Linked DNA regions of Homo sapiens: regions 1, 2, 4 and 5 are each linked to region 3. A link is a loop called in an ENCODE intact Hi-C map of the cell type or tissue named here. Cell type or tissue: mammary epithelial cell. All regions are shown on one strand. Each heading gives the region's core, and the rest is flanking DNA. Links, peaks and the distances in the headings are about the cores only. Region 1 overlaps RBKS (ribokinase). Region 2 overlaps PLB1 (phospholipase B1). Region 3 overlaps LINC01460 (long intergenic non-protein coding RNA 1460). Region 4 overlaps BABAM2 (BRISC and BRCA1 A complex member 2). Region 5 has its middle 17 kb from the start of MRPL33.

The links. Peaks named below come from ENCODE experiments on the same cell type or tissue, not always from the same donor. Only the 100,000 strongest peaks of a DNase experiment are listed, where the experiment ranks them.
Region 1: a loop joins it to region 3, with 6 times the contacts of the local background. A loop is called at or near these places in 11 of 110 quality-filtered maps.
Region 2: a loop joins it to region 3, with 19 times the contacts of the local background. A loop is called at or near these places in 8 of 110 quality-filtered maps.
Region 4: a loop joins it to region 3, with 2.7 times the contacts of the local background. A loop is called at or near these places in 2 of 110 quality-filtered maps.
Region 5: a loop joins it to region 3, with 15 times the contacts of the local background. A loop is called at or near these places in 11 of 110 quality-filtered maps.

What each region holds. Positions count from the first base shown.
Region 1 is chr2:27,797,748-27,802,519 of GRCh38, reverse strand. All of the region lies in intron 7 of RBKS (ribokinase), which reads left to right. Among named protein-coding and RNA genes, the nearest start is that of MRPL33, 28 kb to the right of the region's middle. RefSeq lists enhancers at 2,673-3,872, 3,053-4,018. In mammary epithelial cell, for the core only: a CTCF peak has its summit at 2,638; DNase peaks (open chromatin) are centred at 2,679 and 3,079; H3K27ac peaks cover 2,556 bases.
Region 2 is chr2:28,564,903-28,569,674 of GRCh38, reverse strand. It overlaps PLB1 (phospholipase B1), which reads right to left. Exons shown (of 58, transcript NM_153021.5): 19 at 4,322-4,395; 20 at 2,836-2,879. Among named protein-coding and RNA genes, the nearest start is that of PLB1, 71 kb to the right of the region's middle. RefSeq lists silencers at 2,700-2,759, 2,800-2,859. In mammary epithelial cell, for the core only: a CTCF peak has its summit at 2,745; DNase peaks (open chromatin) are centred at 2,724 and 3,594; H3K4me3 peaks cover 868 bases; H3K27ac peaks cover 1,077 bases.
Region 3 is chr2:27,701,529-27,706,300 of GRCh38, reverse strand. It overlaps LINC01460 (long intergenic non-protein coding RNA 1460), which reads left to right. Exons shown (of 2, transcript NR_135200.1): 2 at 1-515. Among named protein-coding and RNA genes, the nearest start is that of LINC01460, 12 kb to the left of the region's middle. RefSeq lists a silencer at 2,336-2,405. In mammary epithelial cell, for the core only: a CTCF peak has its summit at 2,362 (motif pointing left); a DNase peak (open chromatin) is centred at 2,380; H3K27ac peaks cover 918 bases.
Region 4 is chr2:28,173,058-28,177,057 of GRCh38, reverse strand. All of the region lies in intron 7 of BABAM2 (BRISC and BRCA1 A complex member 2), which reads right to left. The region is part of intron 1 of LOC100505736 (a long non-coding RNA gene); the gene reads left to right. Among named protein-coding and RNA genes, the nearest start is that of BABAM2-AS2, 140 kb to the left of the region's middle. In mammary epithelial cell, for the core only: a CTCF peak has its summit at 1,821; no DNase peak of the experiment used is centred there; H3K27ac peaks cover 739 bases.
Region 5 is chr2:27,752,003-27,756,774 of GRCh38, reverse strand. No RefSeq gene overlaps it. Among named protein-coding and RNA genes, the nearest start is that of MRPL33, 17 kb to the left of the region's middle. RefSeq lists an enhancer at 3,537-4,155. In mammary epithelial cell, for the core only: CTCF peaks have their summits at 2,459 and 3,277; DNase peaks (open chromatin) are centred at 2,454 and 3,874; H3K4me3 peaks cover 1,083 bases; H3K27ac peaks cover 1,480 bases.

The DNA.
Region 1 (4,772 bases), core at 407-4,406, 96 kb before region 3:
GAGACTTTTTTTCCTAATCACCCTCCCTCTTCCCCCGTGAAATTTTTATACCACGTACACACATACACACACACACACACACACACACAAACATATGTTCCTTGACCTACAATGGGATTACATTCAGATAAACCAACCGTAAACTGAAAATATAATTAATAGAAAATGCATTTAATACAGCTAACCTACTGCTATACTTGAGATGCTGTCCCTGCTAAATCTCATGTTGAATTGTAATCCCCAGTGTTGGAGCTGGGGTCTTGTGGGAGGTGACTGGATCATGGGGGTGGATTTCTCATGAATGGTGTAGCACCATCCCCTTGCCACTCTCCTCAAAATAGTGAGTGAGTTCTCTCAAGATCTGGTTGTTTAAAAGTATGGTGGTGGGGCACAGTGGCTCACACCTATAATCCCAACACTTTGGGAGGCAAAGGCAGGTGGATTGCCTGAGTTCAGGAGTTCAAGACCAGCATGGGCAACATAGCAAGACTCTCTCTCTAAAAAAAAAAAAAAAAAAAAAAAAAAAATATATATATATATATATATATATATATATTTTTTTTTTTTTTCCCCAGCTACTCGGGAAACTGAGACAGGAGGCTGGCTTGTGCTCCAGAGGTTGGGGCTGCAGTAAGCCATGGGTGACAGAGTGAGACCCTGTGTCAAAAACAAAAGTGCGTGGCATCTTCCCCGTCACTCTCTTTTGCTCCTGCTCTCCCCATGTGCCATGCCTGCTCCTGCTTCGTCCTCCACCATGAGTGAAAGCTCCCTGAGGCCTCCCCAGAAACCACGCAGGTGCCAGCACCATGCTTGTACACCTGCAAAACCATGAGCCAGTTAAATCTCTTTTCTTTATAAATTAGCCAGCCTCAGGTATTTCTTTATAGCAATGCAAGAACTGCCTAACACACCTACCAAACATTATATTACAGTTTGTACTGAATATGTATCACTTTCACACTGTCATAAACTTGAAAAATTATAAGTCGAACCATCATAAGTTGGGACCGCTTGTGTGTGTGTGTGTGTGTGTGTGTGTGTGTGTGTGTGTGTGTATACTGTGGCCCTTTGGAGAGCATTTGTGTAATATCTAAGATTTTTTTCACGCACTGCCACCAAGAATGGATTTTGACCCCTTTCGGGGAGATATAGCCCCAGTTGGGAATGCATGCCCTGGATGAAATGAAGGCTGTAGGCAGGGCCCTTCTGTTCACTCTGAGTGGCGAGGTTGATGACATGGAGTAAGTAGGTCAGGTGGCCCTATATCCATCATTAATCAGGATAGGCCCTGACCTCAGGTTCCAGCACTGCCCTGCTAGAGACGTCCTCCAAAATCACACTGTTCCTGCACCATCTGTTCAGCCTGCCTGCCCCGTCCTCCAGCCTCTGCTACATCTCCTCTCCATGGGTGGCAGCCCTCTGCCCAGTGGCCGGCTAGCTGTGGTAGACAGTGGAATGCTCCATCAAGTTGGCATTACTGAGGAAGTGCAGGCTGTCCCTGCCAGCAGTAACCCTGTTCCCATCCTGTCCTGCAGCCTTACCCGCCCCAGCTCTAGGCCTCTGTCCAGACGCCTCTCTCAGTGTTCTCCCTCTGCACGTCCTCCCCAAATGAAAGCATGGGGAATGGATTTCAGAGACCCCAGCACACAATGTTGACCATGGCTGGAACTCTCTGGAGCCTGGCATCCCTCATAAACAAGGGCCACAGGACACTGGCCTTCACCTCTTCCTGGCTCCAAGTGCATTCCTGGATGCCTTTATCCTTCTACTGTGAGCTGGAAACATAAAGCCAGTCACAGCATAAACCCCTTGTCTCACAATCCTATGGATTGTGCCCTAGGATGGTGACCTACTTTGTTTCTTAGAAGCCTTGTCTGGCCCCCTCTGACCTAGGTCATGGGCTTTCTCTGCCAAAAACTTGAGCAACTTAAGGGGCCACTGAGATAATACCATCTTTGTCTGCCTCACCTTTGTTGAACACCTGCTCTGTGCCAAGCACTGTGCTAAGCCTTTTCACATACATTACTTAATTCAGTCTTCACAATGGCCCTATGAGGTAAGTTCCCATTGTACAGATAAATAAACCCACAGAAAAGCTGAGTGACTTGCCAGAGGTCACACAGCTAGTAAGTGGTGAAATTAGGACTTAAACCCAGGTCTGTCTGAAATCCAAACCATTTACTGCATTGTCCCAGTTGAAAAAAACATTTTCCAGTTGTATGAATAGAAATAAAAATGACACAAGACCTTTATTGCCAGTGAAAAGACAGTGAATTTACCATTCTTAAAAGATGACAGAGCTGGCCAGGAGTGGTGGCTTGCACCTGTAGTCCCAGCTACTCAGGAGGCTGAAGTGGGAGGATTGCTTGGGCCCAGGAGGTTGAGGCTGCAGTGAGCCGTGATCGCGCCACTGTAACCCAACCTGGGTGACAGAGCAAGAGCCGATCTCAAAAAAAAAAAAAAAAAAAAAGACACCTAACAACAAGGGGCAGAGGCAGGACTTAAAACCAGGTACATATGACACCCATATCTCCTGCCTGTCAGTGATTAACCCTTGGAGGACAAAGAATGACTTTTACGTTCCCAGGCCCAGTCAGCTAGATACTCACGCCTCAGCCTCCTGCAGGCAAGAACAAGGCAGAAGCCCCATTTTTAGAACTTGGAAGAGAGCGCAGAGCAAGCCTGGCCCCTGGGCCAGCCTAAGTATGAGCCATCTCAGCAGCTGGCGCAGCCCTCCTTGAAACACTCTCCCTTGAAGAAATTCTGACCTAAACCCAGTGTAGCCAGCAAGGCTGACCCTGTTGGTGGAATCTGGTGGCCCCAGTATGGTGGTGGGAGGTAACAGAGACCCTGGTGGTTTACATTTGCCCTCTCTCCCTTTCCTGAACCCCTGGCAATATTCTTTTTTAAGAAATAATGCATTGACTTATGATTTAGTCATGTTTCATCCCATTTGCTTTTCCCTGGCTTCTAAAACCACAAGCATGGCTGAGGAATTCATGTCCACAGTGTAGGCTCTGAATAGCTTTGTGTAGGGAGAGGTTTTGAAAAGAGAAGAAAGTGGCATCTACTTGTGAGATGGAATGCATGAAGACATCGGGGAGGAATGCACGCGCTGTAACTGTTAGGGTCCCTCGGCAGTTTGGGTAGTGACTCATTCAGCGTGGGTACGGATTCCTAACAAGTGAAGCTTGGTAGTGACGTCATTCTTGCAAGATTGTCTGGAATCTGTTAGAGCTGCCTGACAAGATCTTACCTTGGAGACTTTCATCACTTGGGGGTTTTTCCCAGCTACACTTCATACCCATCATTTCCTCCAACTTGTCCCCTTTTCTATCAACTGGAATTTGGCAAACCAGAACTTTCATGCATCTGTTCCATTGTCATCCTCCTACAGGGCGTTCCTGGGACAGTGTGTGCTCCTCACCTCATCGCTCAGCACCCATCCTCCTGACAGTTCTTGGTTCGGTCAGTGCCTACCTCAGCTATGGTCCAGGCCTTGCACTAGGTCTCAGGACAGGGAGGTGATGAAGACAGGCGTGCTACCCTCAAGGGGAGGGCAGGGGGCAGCCAGAGGGCCTGAGACTGGTGGTTTCCGGGACAGCACAGTGCTTTGAACATAGTGCTAGGCAATAAATATGTGATGGCCAAGTTAATACCCAAGCTGAGTCTCCAAAAATGAGTATAGGAGTTAGTCTAGGGAAAAGTCCAAGCCGAGGTGTCTCCATGTACTGAGACCCGTAAGTGAATAGGAAGAAGTAAGTTCCTTAAGTGAATAGGAGGAAGTAAGAGATGAAACTGGAAAAGTGGTTTAGGGAACCTCGTGTGCCATGTTAAGAAGTTGATGCCACGGGGGCCACGTGGACAGATTTGCAGTAGTGTAGAGGATGGGCTGGAAGGGTCCAGACCGGAGGCAGGGAGACTGGCTTGGAAGTTAATGTGACCCTGTGAGGTGATGTGAACATTACTGGGGCAGTGGGGGTAGGAGTGGAGACAAGAGGACAGATTTGAGAAACATTTAGGATTTAAACTCGACAACTGGTGATTGATGAAGTATATGGGAAGGAGATGCCCAGGAGACCCCCAGGTTTTCAGTGTGGAGGTGCCACAAGCTGAAAAGATAAGAAGAGGTCCATGTTAAGGCAGAGTTTTGAGTTCATTTCGGCCGTGTTGAGTTAGAGTTGCCTGCAAGAGACATGAGCCAGGTTAAGCAGGCTCACGGGTGGTTAGATACACAAATCCAAAGACAGAGGAGAGTCTGGGCTAAAGATACTGATTTAGGACCCATTATATTCATAGCAGCTGAAACTGTATGGCTACATACCCCCCAACTTCCTTTCCTGCTCCATGTCTGTTTATCTAGGACTTGGGCGCCTACATGACCATTTTTCTCTCTGTCCCAATGCTGTCATGATGTGGGATGACTTCAGTGCCATGAGGATGAACCATTACCAAGTCTCATAGCTCCTAGATGCCCTCTATTCTGGTGACTCTTCACCTCCACTCCACTGCAGCCTCCCACTCCCATGACAACCTCCAGGACATTGCTAGTACCTCCTTGGAACCACTTCAGTTCTCCGGTAAAACCTCACATCCTCCTCTCTGAGCAGCCCCTGGCTTTCAACTCTTCTACGCCGTTCCCAGTTGTCTTAGTTCCCTGTACTTTCTCCTTGCCTGTTGACCCCCTCCTGACCTCTCTTCTTTCCTGATCCAGGTCAGACTCTCCGACTGTTCATCTGAAATATTCTTTCCTGAAACCTTTGATTCCTTTG
Region 2 (4,772 bases), core at 363-4,362, 860 kb before region 3:
CTACTTTTTATGGATTCAATTTCAGTAGTTTGTGCCTTTCTAGGAATTTGTCCATTTCATCCAAGTTATCTGATTTATTGGCATACAATTTGTTCATGGTATTCTCTAATAATCCTTTTTATTTCTGTAAGGTTGGTAGTATCTCCTCTTTCATTCTTGATTTTCATTTCCCCTCCCTTTTGTCAGTCTAAAGTTTTGTCAGTTTTGTTGAACTTTGCAATCTCATGCATTCTAATTGCCTTTACTAATATGGATCCACACTTTTCACTTTTTCATCTTTCCAACTTGGCTGAGCCATCCTGAGAGCAGGGTCTATATATACCCCAGGGCCTCATATAATGCTCAATACATGATTATGGACTGAATTAGAAATAAAACAAAGTTCAGACAAGCTTGGAGATTTGTTCAAAGACATGTAGGTGCTGAGAATGGCTAGTATCTCAGCTCCAACACAAGGACACTTGCCCCCGCTGTCTCACAATCTGCTAGGATGTGAGAAAGAAACTGGCCGGGTAGCAGCCAGGACTTTAGGGCCCCATTCAGCAGAGTGCCTGCTAGAACCCAGCACTGCTGCAGGTTTACTCAGCACAGATGGACTGGACTCATTCCTTGAGGTTTGGGGATATTACACTAATAAATGGAAATTGCTCCGATTTCTATTCAAGAGAAAAAAGGACTGTGAAATCACCTGAGCGATTTGAAAGTGGAATGGTTTGTCCTAGGAGGTGGCAGCTTCCCTAGGAGGTAGAAGGAACTCAGCACAGTCTACCCAGCTACTTAGCAAGAATATCATAGGGAGGAACCACACATTGGATAGGGCAACGACTTGCTGGTGCAGGCAGTTCTCTCTGCCAGGAACATTCTCTCCCCTTTCCTTACCTGACGAATTCTAATTCTTGACGCTCCTTTTCAGAAGACAGGGTTAACAGCCTCTATGTTTATTTTCCCCTAAGCTTTGTACACATCTATAAATATTAGTCATGTGTCTGTCTTTAGGAAGACATGCTGCCAAAGACACTTTGGTGATGTCATCGGAGCACTGTTCTCCTATTTTCCAAGCACTCAGCACTGGAATATTTGCTGGATTAAATTGAACAGGGGGTTGAACGGGGATTCTGTTCTGCCCTTACATTCTTATGAGTTTTCTAACACGTTTCCATATAGTTACTTCCCCCTGGATTATCTAGCCCCTATAATCAAATAGTCTTCACATCTCTAGCAAGAAGAGTCTAAATAGCGGATAATCCATTTCTGGGCTAAGTGTGTCAGGGGAGTCATCCACCTGTGGGGTAACATTGTCTCAATCCTTTGTAAATTACTTTGGTGAAAGAGGTGAAGCCAAATATTATCCAATTATCTTGTCCATAATACGAGCATGGGAAGTAAAGAGCCCAGAAAGCTATTGCATACATTGGGCCATCCCACAGCCAAGTTCATCACACTCACAAAAGCACCCTGAACCATCTCCTAGCAATAGAGGAACTGATTTATAGCTCATGTGTGTAGACCTAGATATAAAGAAGGCAGGGAGTGCTTGTGGCACAGAACCCTGTCTACCTAAATTCGACAGGATTTACAAATAACCAAAACAGATAAAGTGAAGTCTGCTCAGCTCTGCTCTGCCTATGTGGAGATTAAGCTATGATGTCCCCCTCATCCAAATCTTGGTGGCTTCAAGTTGTTAGCTTCTAAATATATATTACAAAGGGCTATGTACCAGGAAAGTAAATGAAAATGGGACCAGTTAAATTCCTCCCAGGCAAAATTATCAGCCAGAAGATTCCAGGGGAAGAATTCAATTTAAATATGTATCGCTTGCATACTTTAAGAACAAGCAGGGAGATGTGTACGCACTGGCGAGAATTTTAAAAAGATAAGATCAGACCCTTCAAGGAATATAATCAGACTTTAAAAAATCATTCCGCCTGTAATCCCAGCACTTTGGGAGGCCAAGGCGGGCAGATCACGAAGTCAGGAAATCGAGACCATCCTGGCCAACATGGTGAAACCCTGTCTCTATTAAAAATACAAAAATTAGCTGGGTGTGGTGGCGGGGGCCTGTAGTCCCAGCTACTCGGGAGGCTGAGGCAGGAGAATCGCTTGAACCAGGGAGGCGGAGGTTGCAATGAGCTGAGATGGCGCCACTCTGCACTCCAGCCTGGCAACAGAGTGAGACTCCATCTCAAAAAAAAAAAAAAAAAAAAAGAGAAAGAAATCATTCCGAGCAGGTTGATGGAAAGTAAATTAAGGAAAGTGCTGAGTCCCAAAATGGCTGTGTCTGCACAGCCTGCACAAGATAACTTCATCTCCTCCTGCGGCAATAGCAGCGGTTCCTACAGCAACCCCGCAATTCAATATCTGTGCGCAGCTGTGCCTGCGCCCCAGGTGCCTGGATCGATGCCTCTCGCGGGGGTGATCTGCTGGGAAAGGCAGGCGCCGCACAACCGGGTTTCTTTTTCTTTTTTCTTGAATCACTTTTCTTTATTCTCTCTAATCTCATGCCAGATTATTGAATCACTTTTTAATGACTTGCCCTAAGAGGTGATCTTTTTCCCCGCTTTACTTTCTTCCTCCTTTGGTCAAACACAATTTCTTTTTGACACCTCCCCGCCCCCGGCCCCCAAGCCCCGAACCTCGTTCCACCCCCAACTCTAAGGCTTTCGTCACTGTCGGAAGCGGAGCTGGGCGGCAGTCTCGGGAGGCAGCGCCCCCTGGTGAATTTAGCGGGCTCCTGCAGCCGGGGCTCCTCCCGAGGCCCGCGCCACCTGCAGGGGGAGCGGGAAGCGTGCAGGGGCCGCCCCAAACCAAACATCCCGGCCGCCGCCGCGTACTCACTCGCCAGGGTGGTAACGGTGCCGATGTTCTCATCTCCGCCGACGCTGTAACGTGGGTCCAAGAAAGAAAATGAAGGGTTAAAATCCCAGCCACGCCGAGACCCTTCAGACACTAGCCAGAAACGCCCGTCTCCCGAGAAACAGCCCGGGGGCCTGGAGCTTGCACTTTCCCCATCACTTCAGTAGAAAAACGGAAAAAGCAAACCAGAATACGACTCCCCTCCCCATAGGCCAGCACATCCAAACAAAACGCCAGCTTTAAACCAGCGGCTGATTTTCGCTGATGTTGGGGAAGGGGAGGTAGGTTGGTTCCTTGCACCCCTGCTTTCAAAGGGGAAGTAGTCCCTCGTCTGCCAGCCCCTTTCCAACTAGCCACTGCAGCGTGCATTAATATTATTGGCCCTATTTTTTTCTCTCTTCTCTTCCTGCTTGGCTTGGAAAAGCCGTTTTTAAAAGGTGTCTTCTAGAGAGTCAGCCATCTTCCAAGCCAATAATAAAATTCCAAGGTGATCAAAGTTAGAAGGGTTTCTAGGCATGCAAATATGCAGCATTCCAGAGTGGATTGGATTCCCTGCTTTTCCACACCCCCCCACCCCATTCTGTGCCAAGGGTGTCTAGGAGCATCTAAAAGGTTCCCCAAATGTTTGGGTTTAACTGTGTTGCAACGTGAGGAAGGATGCCAGAGACTCGGCACTCAGGTTAAAGCAGGTGTCAGATAGAGATGCCAGATTCCAGGTGAGGAAACACCAAACCTGCCCGGGCTTGCAGCAGAGGTTTGATCACATACAGAGCAGAAATAAGCCTGCCCAAAGTGATACAGGATAAGGGAATGCACTGGTGGGGGCCAGGAAGCATCTGCTCTGCTTCCTGATCTTTTATCTTCTGGCTCTGTGATCTTGGTCAGGTTACTTGCCCTCTCTGAGCCTTGTTTCCTCATCTGCAAAATAAAGGCCCTATAATAACAATGCCAACTACCAGATACTTAGTGTCAAGCACTGTGCTGGACACCTAAATTCTTTCTAGCCCTCAGACAGTGCTCAGGTAGTAGCATTATTTCTGCATCAGAGATGAGGAGAGAAGCTCAGAGAGGTTAGGGAACTTGCCCAAGGTTACATCCAACTGGGCAGCTAGGGCTCAGCTACAACTCTGGTTCCAAAGGCAATGATCTGTGCATCACTCAGGCCACTGCCTCCTTCTGAGATTATATCACAGAGGGAGAAATGGAAGCCAGAGAAGCATTTCCAGCCCAAACATTTATGTAGTTTCTCTCCTGGATTCCTGGCTCAAGGCTCAGCTACTGTTTTGGGCAATGTAGTGGTTTGAGGAGGCTGGTGAATACCTTTTTCAAATTAAACCTAGAAGTTGGTCATAGAAAAGAACAAAATGGCCCACCCTTCTGCTTAAGGCGTTGTTTTCTAGAACACTCAGGGGGCTTCCCTTGCTCTGCAATGAAGGGGCCTTTGGGGCCTTGCCACACCCTCACTCACCTCCAGGACAGGCCTCGGTACTGAGTCAAGACGTCCAAGACGTTCCCAGGTGTGGACCCGGCCCCATTGCCTGCCTGAGAGGGAACAATGAGGGGGTGAGTTTCTCTGCTTTCCCCAGTGGCCCACCTCTGCCTACCTGCCAAAAGGTCTATGTTCTTATGCTGGCCAGGACCACCTGGGCACTCTCTGGGATCTAGGGTCTAGATGGCACCATGTCTCCATATGTATCCTGCCTTTTCAGAGATGAGTGAGAGTGCCCACTGGGAATGCCTGGTGCTACTCCCAGCTCTGCTTCATTCTAAGAAACCCTGCCTAGGCCAAGACCAAGTAAAACTCGTCCAGCAAAAGTGCTCTTGAAATTAGACTGTACCTTTTCAAAAGGATACATTTCAGGGTCCTGTTTTTCTCATTTTTTTAAAGTTGTGAAGTATATCATAAAAGGAAATACATC
Region 3 (4,772 bases), core at 450-4,449:
TCTCCAGCCCCTCCCACCTCCCCACCCTCAGAATGGCAGACCCAGGTGTGGACAACAAACTGAATAGAACTTGGTCCTTGGGATCCTGGGAAATAGGGGCTAGTTGTGAGGCACTTCCTGGGGTGGTGAAGAGGAAGCCCTGGATAGACCTTGGTAAAAGAGGAAATTGGGATATCAGCCCCACGGGCTATTTGCACGGTGTGTTCCGGGCTTCAGCATGTTTCTACATATTTTAATGTGAGTTTAGGAGGGTAGGAGTTCTTTTTCAACTTCACAGATGAGGAAACAGCCTCATTTAAGGTCAGCAGTTTAATCAGGGTTACATGACTTAAGTGTGACAGAGCCAGACTTGAAGTGAGGTTTGTGACTAATGAGTTTTGTTACATTTTCCCACCTCACCACAGTTCCTTGAACTTGTCATTGGTATATCTGTTTCAGGCTTTCTGCCTTGTGGCATACCACCATACTATTATTTACATAATATTTTTCTTAAATAAACACAATTTAAAAGTTAACCTCATTCTGCCCATTATTCTAAGTTAAGTAACTCAGGAATGGAAAACGAAACATTGTATGTTCTCACTTATAAGTAGGAGCTAAGCCATGAGGACGCAAAGGCATGATTTATATAGTGGACTTTGGGGACTCGGCTGGGGAAGGTTGGGAGGATGGTGAAGGATAAAAGACTAAGTATTGGGTACAGTGTACACTGCTCAGGTGATGGGTACACTAAAATCTCTTTAGAAATCACCACTAAAGAACTTACCCATGTGACGGGTGTGGTGGCTCACACCTGTAATCCCAGCACTTTGGGAGGCTAAGGTGGGTGGTTCTCAAGCCCAGGAGTTCAAGGCCAGCTTGGGCAATATATTGAGACCCCATCTCTCTTAAAAAAAAAAATTTACCCATGTAACCAAATACTTACCTGTACCCTAAAATCTGTTGACATAAAAAAGTTAACTTCATTCTAAGCTGCAATACATATGTGTGTATATATGTGTACATATATATTAAAATGTACATATATATTTTAATATGTATATGTAATGTGACATATTACATTTATACTGTTTATATGTATTTATATGTGTAGCTACTAAAATTAAACATTTTCATCCTCATCCCCTAAAGTCGACTCTCGTGACACCAGGGACACTCGTGTATACTTTGGAAAACTGTCTCACAACCTCTCTGTATTACGAAGGATGCAGCCAAGTGGCTGCCCTTGTTGAAATGCTCAGCCAGTAGGATCACTCATAGCCACCACTGTCTTTGTTAGGGCCGTGCCTCAAAATCACAAAATTATTGAATCATGGAGGATAAGAGATAGATCATGGACTCTAACTCTGGAGAAGGTGTTATACAACACACCCAGCCATAGCCCTAAAGATTAAGGGGCACCATTCAGGGATATAAAGATGAATCAGATATAGTCCTTGCTCTTAAAAACTCACTAAGCTTACAGACATAAACAATTGAAAACTAGAAGGACTAAGCAAAGGAACAGAAATGAAAGAAACTCACATCTAGATGTAGTTCCACCACAAACTCGGTGTGCCTTTGAGCAAGTCACTTCATGTGTCTAGCCTCAGGTTTTTTTTGTTTTTGTTTTTGTTTTTTGAGATGGAGTTTCGCTGCAATGCCCAGGCTGGAGTGCAATGATGCAATCTGGGCTCACTGCAACCTCCACTTCCTGGGTTCAAGTGATTCTCCTGCTTCAGCCTGAGTAGCTGGGACTACAGGCAGGGGTCACCATGCCTGGCTAATTTTTGTATTTTTTGTAGAGACGGGGTTTCACCATATTGGCCAGGCTGGTCTCGAACTCCTGACCTCAGGCGATCCACCTGCCCCAGCCTCCCAAAATGCTGGGATTACAGGTGTTAGCCACCCTGCCCAGTGCCTCAGTTTCTTTAAACAGAGGTAATTAACATCTGTTTTTACCTTTTAAGTCTAATAGGGGATTCGGATTTTTTTTTTTAACAAGTGTGAAAAAAATCCTCTGTAAACTGTAAAGCTGAAATATAGTGTGTAAGGAATAAATATGCAATGCCCAAAGTCCTCCATAGAATATTGGCATTATAAATGGAGAGCGACTTTCTCTAAGTGAAATTAAGCACTGGAAAAGGCAGTTTTGGAGGAGAGTTGGGAGCACCATTTGGGCCTGACCGGTGTCTCTGGCTAACTTTCTGCTGCCAGGTCTTGGGTCCAGGAATGTCTGTGAGCGAAACTAGCTTGCTGCTCCTAACTTTTTCACAATCCTCCTTTTTTTCTGATTCTTACTCTTTCTTCTGCTTTGAAACCTTTATCTTCTTTCAGCCCCTTGTGCAAGCTGACCGCATTGTAATGGGTCTATACTGCCCCCTTGTGGTCACTCCCTGCCGTGGTTGCATTAACTTCTGACGGGGTGTGCGTGATAAAGGCAGACCTGAGGAAACCCAACCAACCCCAGCTAAATGCAGCTGGTCCTGGAAAATCCAAATTAAAGCCAGCTGCTGGAGTGCAGCGCTCCTTGATGGGAAGGAGTAGTTCATGCCTGGTTTTGCCCCAAGTAGGACATAAATCCAGCCCTCTGGATTAAACTTGCTAAAATGGTCAGTTCCTAGACTATCCAGCTTGTCTGGAGCAAGGTCCTGGAACTAAAAGTGGCTAGAAGGTATCCCTTCTCTGACAGAAAAACCCAAGGATAGGAAGGGCTGGGGCTAGGACCTGCCCTTCAGCCCTCCACCCATTGAAACCAACAGTTAACTAACTGAGCACCAATTTGTGAACTGCTAGGTGCCATGGATGGGGTACAAGATAATGTAGTTCCTGTCCTCAAGAACTTGTAAGTGACAAACGTAAGTAACCCAAACACACATATCAGTAATGAATATCAAGCCGTTGGAGTAAGGGCTGTAATAGAAGTAGAAATAAAGTGCTGTAGCGCTAGTGGGGAAGGAGGGATTAGTGATAGTCTCTGCAATCAGGGAGGCCTCCTGAAGGTAGTTTGGGGCAAGCTGATTGTGTTAAAAATGAGTCGGGCCTGGGGGAGGGAGGGAGGAATGGGTGGAGCACAGAGAGATTTTTAGGGCAATGAAACCATGTTTGTCTGTATACTATAATGGATACATGACGTTACACATCTCTCCAAACCCAGAGAATGTACAATATCAAGAGTGAGCCCTAATGTAAACTGTGGACTTCAGGTGATATCGATGTGTCAATATAAGTTCATCAGTTGTAACAAATTTACCACTCTGGTGGGGAATGTTGATAATGGGGGAGGCTGTGTATGAGAGGAGTGGGGACAATGGCAAATCTCTGTATTTTCTGCTCAATTTTTCTGTGAACCTAAAACTGCTCTAAAAAATAAAGTCTTAAAAAGAAAAAAAGTAGTACCTTACTTACCAAACATGAGCAAGGAAGACCACAATGACACTCATAATAACTACATGGGGTGGGGGGAGGTGATTATGTGTTGGACATGGCTAAAAGTTTATATTTGTTACTTAATCTCTGCAACAATACTGTTGGGTAGGTATTATTTTCTCTATTTAATAGACAAGGAAACTGAGGCCTATGCAGAAAGGCTTGATAGAAAATATAGGGAGAGGAAAAAGCAAAGGTGTGTTTGGGGCAAATAACCTGTTATTTCTAGAGTAGCAGGTATGCCTCATCGGGTGGAAGAAAGGGAGGGACAAGGGCAGGTGTGGGGTCATGATGATAGAAAAGCACAGGAACCCTATGATAAGGCTTTTAAAGCCTCAAAGGAATTTGGACCCTCACACTTTGGACACTGGAAAACCTTTTGAGATTTCAGAGCAAGGGACTCTGCTCAGGGATGTGTTTGACATATGTGGAGGAGAGTTGATAAGGCAGAGATGAGAGGGAGACCTGTGGAGTCATGAGGTGAAGGGAGCTTAGATTAGGGCAGTGGGCAATGCAAAGGCATAGATCCTAAAACTTCCACATGGAGAAATTAAAATGGGCTAGGGGAATAAAGAAGGCAGAGGTACCCTTGATGGAAAACACTGCAATCACATGCTGAGCCCTCCAACCTGCCTCATCAATGCCAGGTCCTATGGTGGGGGTGGGGGCAGATTTCCAGAATCCTACTGAATAGAAGTCTTGGTTCCACCCTGGACTATGATGTGCCAAACCTCTAAAACCAAAGGAGGGCAAAGTCTTCTCAGAGAGCAGCGGTGAAATCCTGAAAATTGTTCTCAACGCCCACATTAAGTGAGGAATCTCAGAATCAGAGTGGCCTGTCACAAGAAGACTACCAGTTTGATGCTGGACCCACTCCTCAAAGGTCAAGGAGTTTTATCATTTCCCAGCAGTCAAGAATCTGGTTGGACTAAACCCTGTATGGGAACGCGGCTCCCGCTCCCCTGCAGAGGCTTTGATTCTGGCTTTTGATTGCCACAGGGCTGGCAGGCTTCCCTCTGGCTCCCACTCTCTCAGGAAGGCATCCACAGCTGCTGGCCACTTGTCACACCCTGTCTGGGAGGTGGCAGCACTTCAGTGGTAAAGCAACAGATCCTCAGGCTGTGGCTAACGGCTTCAATGTTTGTTGGGAATTGTGTCATATTTCCCGAAAGGGCTAACTCCATCTAGTACTGGTAGAATAGTGTTCTTTCCTGTACAATACAATGAAACCTCAATGCCCAACTGAAATAAACAGAATTTTAACAGTGGTCATGTTATGGTGATGCTGAGATGCTTAGACATTTAATTTTTTTATTTTTATTTGTTTTTCAGACAGGGGCTTGTTCTGTCTTCTAGGCTAGGTG
Region 4 (4,000 bases), core at 1-4,000, 470 kb before region 3:
TGAACTTCTTGTTATTTGAATGTCTCAATTTATTGCTATACTTAGAAAGATTTCAGCTATTATTTCATTAAACAGGCTTTTCTATGCCTTTTGGGCTTCTCTTCACCTTCTGGAACACTCAAAATTTGAATTAGTCACTTTATGGTGTCCCATATGTCATATACACTTTGTTCATTTTTTAAAATTTCTTCTCCTTCTTCTTTTTTTTTTTTTTTTGTTCTGACTGGGTTATTTCAAAAGAGCTATCTTCAAGTTCTGAATTTTCTTCTGCTTGATCTAGTCTACTGTTGAAGCTCATGAATAAATATTTTATTTCATTCATTGAATTCTTCAGTTTCAGAATTTCCATTTGGTTCTTTTTAAGGATATCTATCTCTTTGGTAAATTTCACATTCACATCCTGAATTGTTTTTCCAATTTCTTTGTACGGTTTATCTGTGTTCTCTTATATCTCAGTGAGGTTTTTTTTTTTTTTTTTTTTTTTTTTTGAGATAGAGTCTCACTGTGTTGCCCAGGCTGGAGTGCAGTGGTGCAATCTCGGCTCACTGCAACCTCTGCCTCCTGGGTTCAAGTGATTCTTGGGCCTCAGCCTCCCAAGTAGCTGGGACTACAGGTGTGCGCCACCATGCTCAGCTAATTTTTGTATTTTTAGTAGAGATAAAGTTTTGCCATGTTGGCCAGGCTGGTTTCAAACTCCTGGCCTCAGGTGATCCACCCACTGCACCCTCCCAAAGTGCTGGGATTACAGGCATGAGTCACCGTGCCTGGCCAGTGAGCTTCTTTACTATCGTTACTTTTATATTTTTCTGGCATTTCATAAATTTCTTTTCCATTAGTATCTGTTGCTGGAGAATTATTGTACTCCCTTAGAGGTGTCATATTTCCTTGTTTTTTCACATTTCATGTGTCTTTACGTTGATATCTGCACATTTGGTGCAAAAGTCACTTCTAACTTTTTGGATTGACTTTCATAAGGGAAGACTTTTTCCTGAAGATGTATGTATGGTGTTAGTTGGTCAGAAAACCTTAACTTTGATTCTGGGTGCATGCAGGAGTGTAGTTTCTGTATTATTTCTTCAGCCGTAAACAGTGTCAGTGGTATTTGTGATCTTCTCAGTGGCTTAGGCTGCAGTTGTTAGTAGAGGCTGTGGTGAGGTTTTGTTGGGGATGGGGACACCATGTGAGCCAGTTCTCTGGCAGCAGTGGGCCAAGGGTATCTATCCTTGGGCCCCTGGGCAGTGTATGAGTGCATTGGCATTAGTGAGTCCAAGTGGGCCAATTCTTGGGTTTCCACGTGGCTTGCTCAGGTGCCAGCAGTGGCAGTGGTAGGCTGGAGTGTGGACAAAATCTCACACTCTTAGGCAGCATGCATAGCATGGATGATGGCCACGGCAGTGGTGGGACAACCCTGAGGCTCCCCAGTGGCACACATTTGTGTTAGCAGTGGCTGTGACAAGCTGGGTGGTCCAATCCCCAGGACTCCAGGTAGAACATGCAGGTGGGTGCTGGCTGTGATGGTGGCAACAGGCTGGGTGGGCCATCTTCAGGTCCCTGGCAGGAGTGCACAAATGCTGGCAGTGGGGACAGGGTGGGATAATCCCGAAGACACTGGAAGGCATGCTTGGGTACTGGGAGGGGGTAGCAGTGCCAGGCTGGTTGGGCTTGTACTCAGGGCCTCCTGTGCAGGCTATGGTGCACAAGGTGGGGTGATCCTCAGGCCCCCAGGTGGAGTGCTCGGGTGGTGGCAGCAGTGGTAGTTATAAGCAGGCAAAGCCTGTCTTCAGGGTGTGTGCAAGTGCTCTGCAGCCCTGCAGGGGGTGGACAGAGTTGCTGTCAGTAGCAGCAGGTGCAGGTAGGTGGCTCTCAGGCTCTGGGGAGCATAAGCTTCGGTTCCTAATGGTGACAGCTGTGGCAGTAGCCACAGCAGCAGTGGGAAGAGCCAGTCCTCAGGGTACATGCAATTGCACTACAGCTCTGCCGCTAGTTGGGATGGTGGTTGCTGTCAGTGGCAATAGCTTTAGGCAGATAGGTTTTGGGCTCTGGGAAGCATGCATTTTGGCTTCCTTTGTCCTGAGGCAGATCTCCCTGGTGCACTGCACTGCCTGTTTCCTGGGATACAGGATACTGTGTGCTGTAGTGCTGGGGCATCACACCACAGTAGCCCTCTAGGTAGATACAGTGGGATATCAGTGGGGCTTGAGAGATGTGGAGACGCAGGTGCTGTCAGGCCCTAGGAAAGGATGCTGTCTGGTGAGGGCTGGGCTCTCAAAATCGTACCACGCTACAGCTGCTTAGGACTCAGGGGATGCATGTGGGACCCAGTGTGAGTTCCCTCCTTGGACCAATTCCCTAGCATGGTCTCAAGGCAGCTCCCCATGTTAGTCTGAGAGCCTCTGAGGGTCAAGAGGCTCTCCCATGGCTGGGATTGCAGGACTCTGTGGTGGAAATGTGGACCCCTGGGGATCTCTCCCCCTTTCCCCACACTGAGGAGCCTCTCAGGGCTTCTAGCTGATCCCGGCTGTGCTTCCCTCTCCTTCCTTGCCTTGGGTGTTTCCTGCCACTTTTCTGTTGAATCCCAGTGTTCTCTCCTAGATTCTCTATTCAAAGTGTGATTATCTACTTGCTATTTTGGTTCCTCTTTGTGGAGGAGGCAAGTGCCGGATGCGTCTAGTCAGCCCTCTTGAAGCCTTGCTTTATTTTTCACCATATTTCTTTTATATATATATACATATATTGCCTGCCTCCATAAGAATGGAATCTCCACGAGGACAGGTATTTTTGTGTGCTCTGTTCATTGCTATATCACCTTTGTTTAATTAGTGAATGAGTGGCCTTCCCAAAGGTTTAGAACACAGTCCTACAGAAAGCTACATTTATGATTTTGTTATGAAGACTAAGAGGAAAATTAAAACTATTCAGAGAAATGTGCTTCACAGACAGATAAACTAGCTTGAGCGATTTTATTTGAATTGGCTGGAAGGTACCATTCTAATCAAAAGCAAGGGATCTCATCCCTCAATAACTTTTTTTTTGTTGTTTTTCACCTGAATACCTGTATATTTAGGGAATGTATGGTTAATCTTTATCTTGCCCTTCATCCTCCTAATTCTGTCAACCCTTATAAATCCTATTTATCAATCTTGTCTTTATTTTTTGTTTTCTCATGGATTATATCCAAGGTTTGAAAACTCAAAGGTCATGTACCAACCTGTACTATTGAATGCTTTAAGCTATCAGGACTTTTCACTGGCAATACAAAGCTGTCACTGATTTCTTGACAGTATACTATCAAACGACGAATTGATAAATCAAACAGAAAGGACAATATCATGTCAATCCAACATCTAGACCTAAGCTGAATTAAAAGTCTAAAAACAGCAAGGAAAGATTAGGGATGCTGTGGTCCCAGCATGAAGTCAGTCTGTGCACATTAAAGCCACACGCAGTGTGATCCTGAAGTCTTGCTCCCTGCTGCGCTCAACGGCCTGGGAGCCAGATTACTAGCACTATGCTGGGTCACTGCAGTTGCTTTTTAATGACTACAAGTACACCTCCCAGTGCTCTAAACCGTAGGACATCCCAGGATTGTCATTTTAAAAATTCTCTCCCTTCTCTCTCCCGGGGCTGTTTGGATATGGGGGACGAACTGGCAGCCTACCTGGTCCTGAGCTGAAGTCTTGTGAGGCCTAAAGGCTTGGACTACATGGTAAATTGTATGCACCAAATGGGGGAAAAGGTAAATAAAATCACTTATTTATATGTGGTTAGTCAGTTTTTGCCAAAAGTAAATTAGAGTCTTATCAGAAGTAAATGGTAACCTGTACCAGGGCAACCCCCACAAGGCTAACTCAAGGGAGGTGTTATGAAATGAATGTTTGTGTCACCCCAAAATTCAAATGTTAAAATCCTAATCCTCAGTGTGATAATATTTAGAGATAGTATCTCTGGGATGTAATTAACATTAGATAATGTTATGAGGGTAGGGCCCTGGTTCAATGGG
Region 5 (4,772 bases), core at 398-4,397, 51 kb before region 3:
TGATGTGCAGCACCTCTGAACCTGTTTCGGCCAGGGCGGCCCCCAGAATCTCAGAATGTTAGAGTTGGAAGATCTCAGAGGGCATCTAAAGCAACATTCTCATTTTACACATGATAAAACTGAGGCCCAGAGAAGTAAAGTGACCTGCCGAAGGGCCCACAGCTAGACTGCATCAGCATGCTGAGACTACAGCCCGTGTCTCCTCACTCCTGCACAACAGAGAGCTAAAGGACCAGCATGTTCAGATGTGGCCACTCTTTGGGTAGAAGACAGCACCAGAGATGAGTGCTCAGTGTCTGTGAAGTCACAGGGGCTTGGCAATGGGAGGCTTAGGAGACTCTAAGGAGTTGAAATACATTTTGAACATGTGCAGAAGAGTCTTTCGATCCAAGTCTTGGAGGAAAGCAGGCCAATTTCAGGCTGAGATGGGACAGGTGCTGACTGTGGGGAGGGAGAGGGGCCCATGCTGGAGCAGTCCAGGAATCCTAATCCACGCCTGGGTGGTCCCCAGGCTTCCAAGCCCCCTGGGATCCTGGGAAGTTCCAAGACTGCTGAGGCAGGTCAGCAGGTTCCCGGTTGAACTCAATTACCAGGCCCACTTTGGGGTGCTCAGAATGGGTCAAGAAAGCAGCCATCAGCAGAAGGTGTTGACATGGGACTCCAGGGTACTAGGTTGAGACAATGTGTATTGATTTAAAAGGCACAGAAACCGTAACTGCACACAACTTTACACACATATTCTTATCAACATGTTGTTCCACTGATCATCTAAGGGGTGGTCAGCTTCCCTGGTCACTTGCAGCTGAGAAATGCAGCCTCGGTGACCTTCAACTGAGGAGGAGTCGACATTGGCTTCCGGTCTTCCCAGAGCCCTTGTTGTTTGTTTGTTTGTTTGTTTTGAGACGGAGTCTCGCTCTGTCACCCAGGCTGGAGTGCAATGGCGCGATCTCGGCTCACTGCAAGCTCCGCCTCCCGGGTTCACACCATTCTCCTGCCTCAGCCTCCCGAGTAGCTGGGACTACAGGCGCCCGCCACCATGCCCACCTAATTTTTTGTATTTTTAGTAGAGACGGGGTTTCACCGTTTTAGCCAGGATGGTCTCGATCTCATGACCTCATGATCTGCCCGTCTTGGCCTCCCAAAGTGCTGGGATTACAGGTGTGAGCCACTGGGCCTGGCCAAGCCCTTGTTTAAGAACCACCTTCTTTGGCTTTTCACCCCAGGGTTGCTGGGGACACCTGATGTCCTACATTATTAGGCTTTTCCTGGCTTCTGAAACCTTGTGCTGAAAGTCTCTCTGAGAGCGATACAGATTGATTAGACACTCGGATTGTTTGACACGTGTGGTTTTGCCAAAGGCAACACGTTCTTTGACCAACTTCTGAAACTCCCCAGTTCTCCTAGTCTCTCTGGACTTGAGTATCAGCCATGTTCTTATGTTGATGCCAAGCTCCTGGGTGATTAAAATTCTTCTAACCACCTTTCTGATTCAAGGCTGTACTCTGACAACACAATTGCTTTTTGGGGATTTTTGCAAACATCTCAAAAGGGCAAGAAACATTCTTCCTCCCTTTTAGCCCAATGTAGACCGGAGGTTTTTTCAGCCGTCAGCTGAATGCTGGGCCCCACCAGTGCCCAGTAGGTACAGTCCCATCCACTGTGAGGTGGGCTCCAGGGAGGGCCGTTGGGTCCATGTGAAGCCAGCAGGAGGGGCCATGTGAAGCCAGCGTCTGAGGGGCTCCCCATGAGGCCACCAAGCCCCTGTCAAACCTAGTAAGTCACCCTGACACCAACCCCACCCTTCCTCAGAAGAGCAGTGAATAAACAAGAGCATGTGAATTGGGCAACTCCAGGTGGGGGTGCAGGGAAAGTGCTCAGGCTTGAAGGGGGGATAGAGAGGGGCTGGTAGAGTCACAGTGGGGAAGCAGCTGAAGGAGACGGATCGGTGAAGGAGCTCATGTGGAGGGGCCCCAGATAGTGAAGGAGGGTCCAAACCAACATTTTCTATTCTTTGCCCAGTAAAGTTTCATGAATCAACTCAAATGTTTGCTTGCTCTCACCTTCTGCCCCTAAGGAGGAAGTTGGGGGATAGCTGGTCCAAGGATTTGGACTTTGGGGCTCTCCATTTGTAAGTAAGGAAAAAGTCAAGATGAGCCATCATACTCTGTTTTCATTCCATCCTTGGCACAGACAACATATTACTCCAAAGGAGAGCTGAATAACAGAATTTAAAGGGAAATTAGAGATGAGAACATTTAGTCATCATCCTCATTTTACAGATGAGAAAACTGAGGCCCAGGGAGGTTAAACATTAAATAATGTGCTCCAAATCACTCAACCAATAATTGCAGAACTGGCAGGACTAGAACTCTGCCGCCTAATTCCCAGTTCATGCATTTTCTTGCCTTCTGCTGTGCCTGACAGGTTCCCAGTGGTGAAAGTCGGCCTTGGAGCGCCCTCCCATGGCTGTGGACAGCTACTGGAGCAGCTGTGGCACAGGCCAGTGTTAACTTGAGGATAGAATGACCTGCAGGGCTGGTTGAAACAGATTGCTGGGCCCCACCCTTGGAGTTTTGGGTTGTCTAACAAGTCCCCAGGGGACGCTGACCTACTGATTCAAAGACCACTTACTCAGAAACTCAGATGTAGATAAAAGATTTTGCAGCCAGAATACCTGGTTTCAGGTCCCAGCTCTGCCATCCAAGTGCTGATACCTTGAACATGGTACTTAATCTCTTAGCATCTCGATCTCTTTATTTTATGATGGCAACAATAACAACCACCCATAGGGTTAATGTGTAAAATAAATAAATCAGATGTAAAATACCTGAGAAGTGACATGCTGATGCTGTGTGAATATACAGATTCACAAATATGTGACCTTTGTCTGGAGAGATGCCACTGGAGGCCAGGGAATGTCCACAGAGACAAAAGCATTCTCTTAATGCTACTCAAAATTACAATAAATCCAGAAGAAATTGTGTTTATCCTGCCACAAATACTGGCTGAGGAATTACGAGGGCCTGGCACTGTGCTGTACACCACATTTGCAAAGGTGAATGACAGTCCCTGCCCTGGAGGAACAACTAGAAGGAAGATAAACATGTAAATTCTAATAATTACCCTAATCCCAGATGAGCCAGGGAAGGAACCCTGTGCCTAGAGCACAGAGCATCCCACCCTGTCTGAGAAGTCAAGCAAGGCTTTGAAAAAGAACCTGACTTTTGAGTAGGGTCTTGAAGGATGAATAGGAGTTCTTTAAGAAGAGAAGTGGTAGGGGGCACTCCAGGCAAAGGAAACAGCATATGCAAAGTAGTCACGGAAGCATGAAAATGCATAATATTTTCAAGGAAATCGCACGTGGTTCTATGTAACTGGAGCTCAGTGGGTCTGGGAAAAGGACTGGCAAAAAAGGCTAAGAAGTTTGGGCCATGCCGGGCACGCGGGTGGCTGAGGCAGGAGAATGCTGTGAACCTGGGAGGCGGAGCTTGCAGTGAGCCGAGATCGCGCCACTGCACTCCAGCCTGGGCGACAGAGCGAGACTCCATCTCAAAAAAAAAAAAAGAAGTTTCGGCCTGACTGTAACCTGGTGGGAAGCCATTGGAAGACACCCGACGAGGATTCCCTGAAAAAATTCTTAATGAGTCCCTAAGGCAAAGATTTCCAAGCCAAGCGCTTCACCACATACCCTCAGCGGCCCCAGTGCCTGAGAGCCTCCCCTGCCAGGAAGCCTAGCCCAGAAACGCCTCCCGAAACGGGTAGTGGCCCTGGGGAAGAAGCTTCCCTGGAAGGCACAAGCAGTAAACGGGCAGCCTCTTACCTCTTACCTTCATCAGATACTGGCGGGAGGCACCCTCCTGGCAGATTTCTTCATCCCCCTCTCCTTCTGTGGGTGTGGAGTCACTGGGAGAACAAAGGGATGTTATCTGTAGCTAATAAGTTATGGGAGGGGGAGGGAGCTGTAGGCGCCTGTGGGGGTGGGGAAATGAGTCCTGAGCAGCTCTGATGCAATCCAGAAAGAGGCAGGTGCAAGCCTGCACCTGGGAAGCAAACCCCCTGCCTCCCCAAAGTACACAGAGATTTGAAGCTGGAAGAGGCACCTCCAAGACTTGCCCGTGATCCCACAGCTAGCTGACGCCTGGCCCCCTCTCCCCACATCTGACTCCACGATAAAAGGTCTCAGTCTTGGAAAAACTGGCGGTTGCTGTGTTCATTGACCTCACTCCCTCTTCCTGAGTCTCTCCTGCAGCCTTCCCTTCCCAGCCCAGTCCCTGACCCTCTTTCAGACTCAGCCTTTGGTTTCCAAACAGGTATAGAATGTGGTGTGCAAAAAATGGCCTCCGCTATTTTTGAAAAAAGCAATGGCAAGAAAAAAAGAGCAAACTGCTATTCTGAGCCACATGGGCTTGGGGTTTTGATTCCAATTTCTTTGTCTCCGGTGGAGGTGGAAGCAACTTGCTCTTGTGGGAATAATCCCTTTTGTTTTTAGGAAAAGATTTTAATAGGTCTTTGGGTTATGCAAGGATAAAACGTGAACCTTTTCTGGAAAGGAGACAGTGCAATGCAGGACAACGTGAGGCCACAGGCTCCTCTTAGTCACTGTAAAATGTGGCTTTCTTTGAGAGAGAATGGCATCTCTGCAGAGGTTATGGGGAGTTTTGTTAAAGCTGTGCTTGGAGAACTTAAGAGAGGGGCTTGGGCTGGGCATGGTGGCTCACACCTATAATCCCAACAATTTGGAAGGCCGAGACGGGCGGATCGCTTGAGGTCAG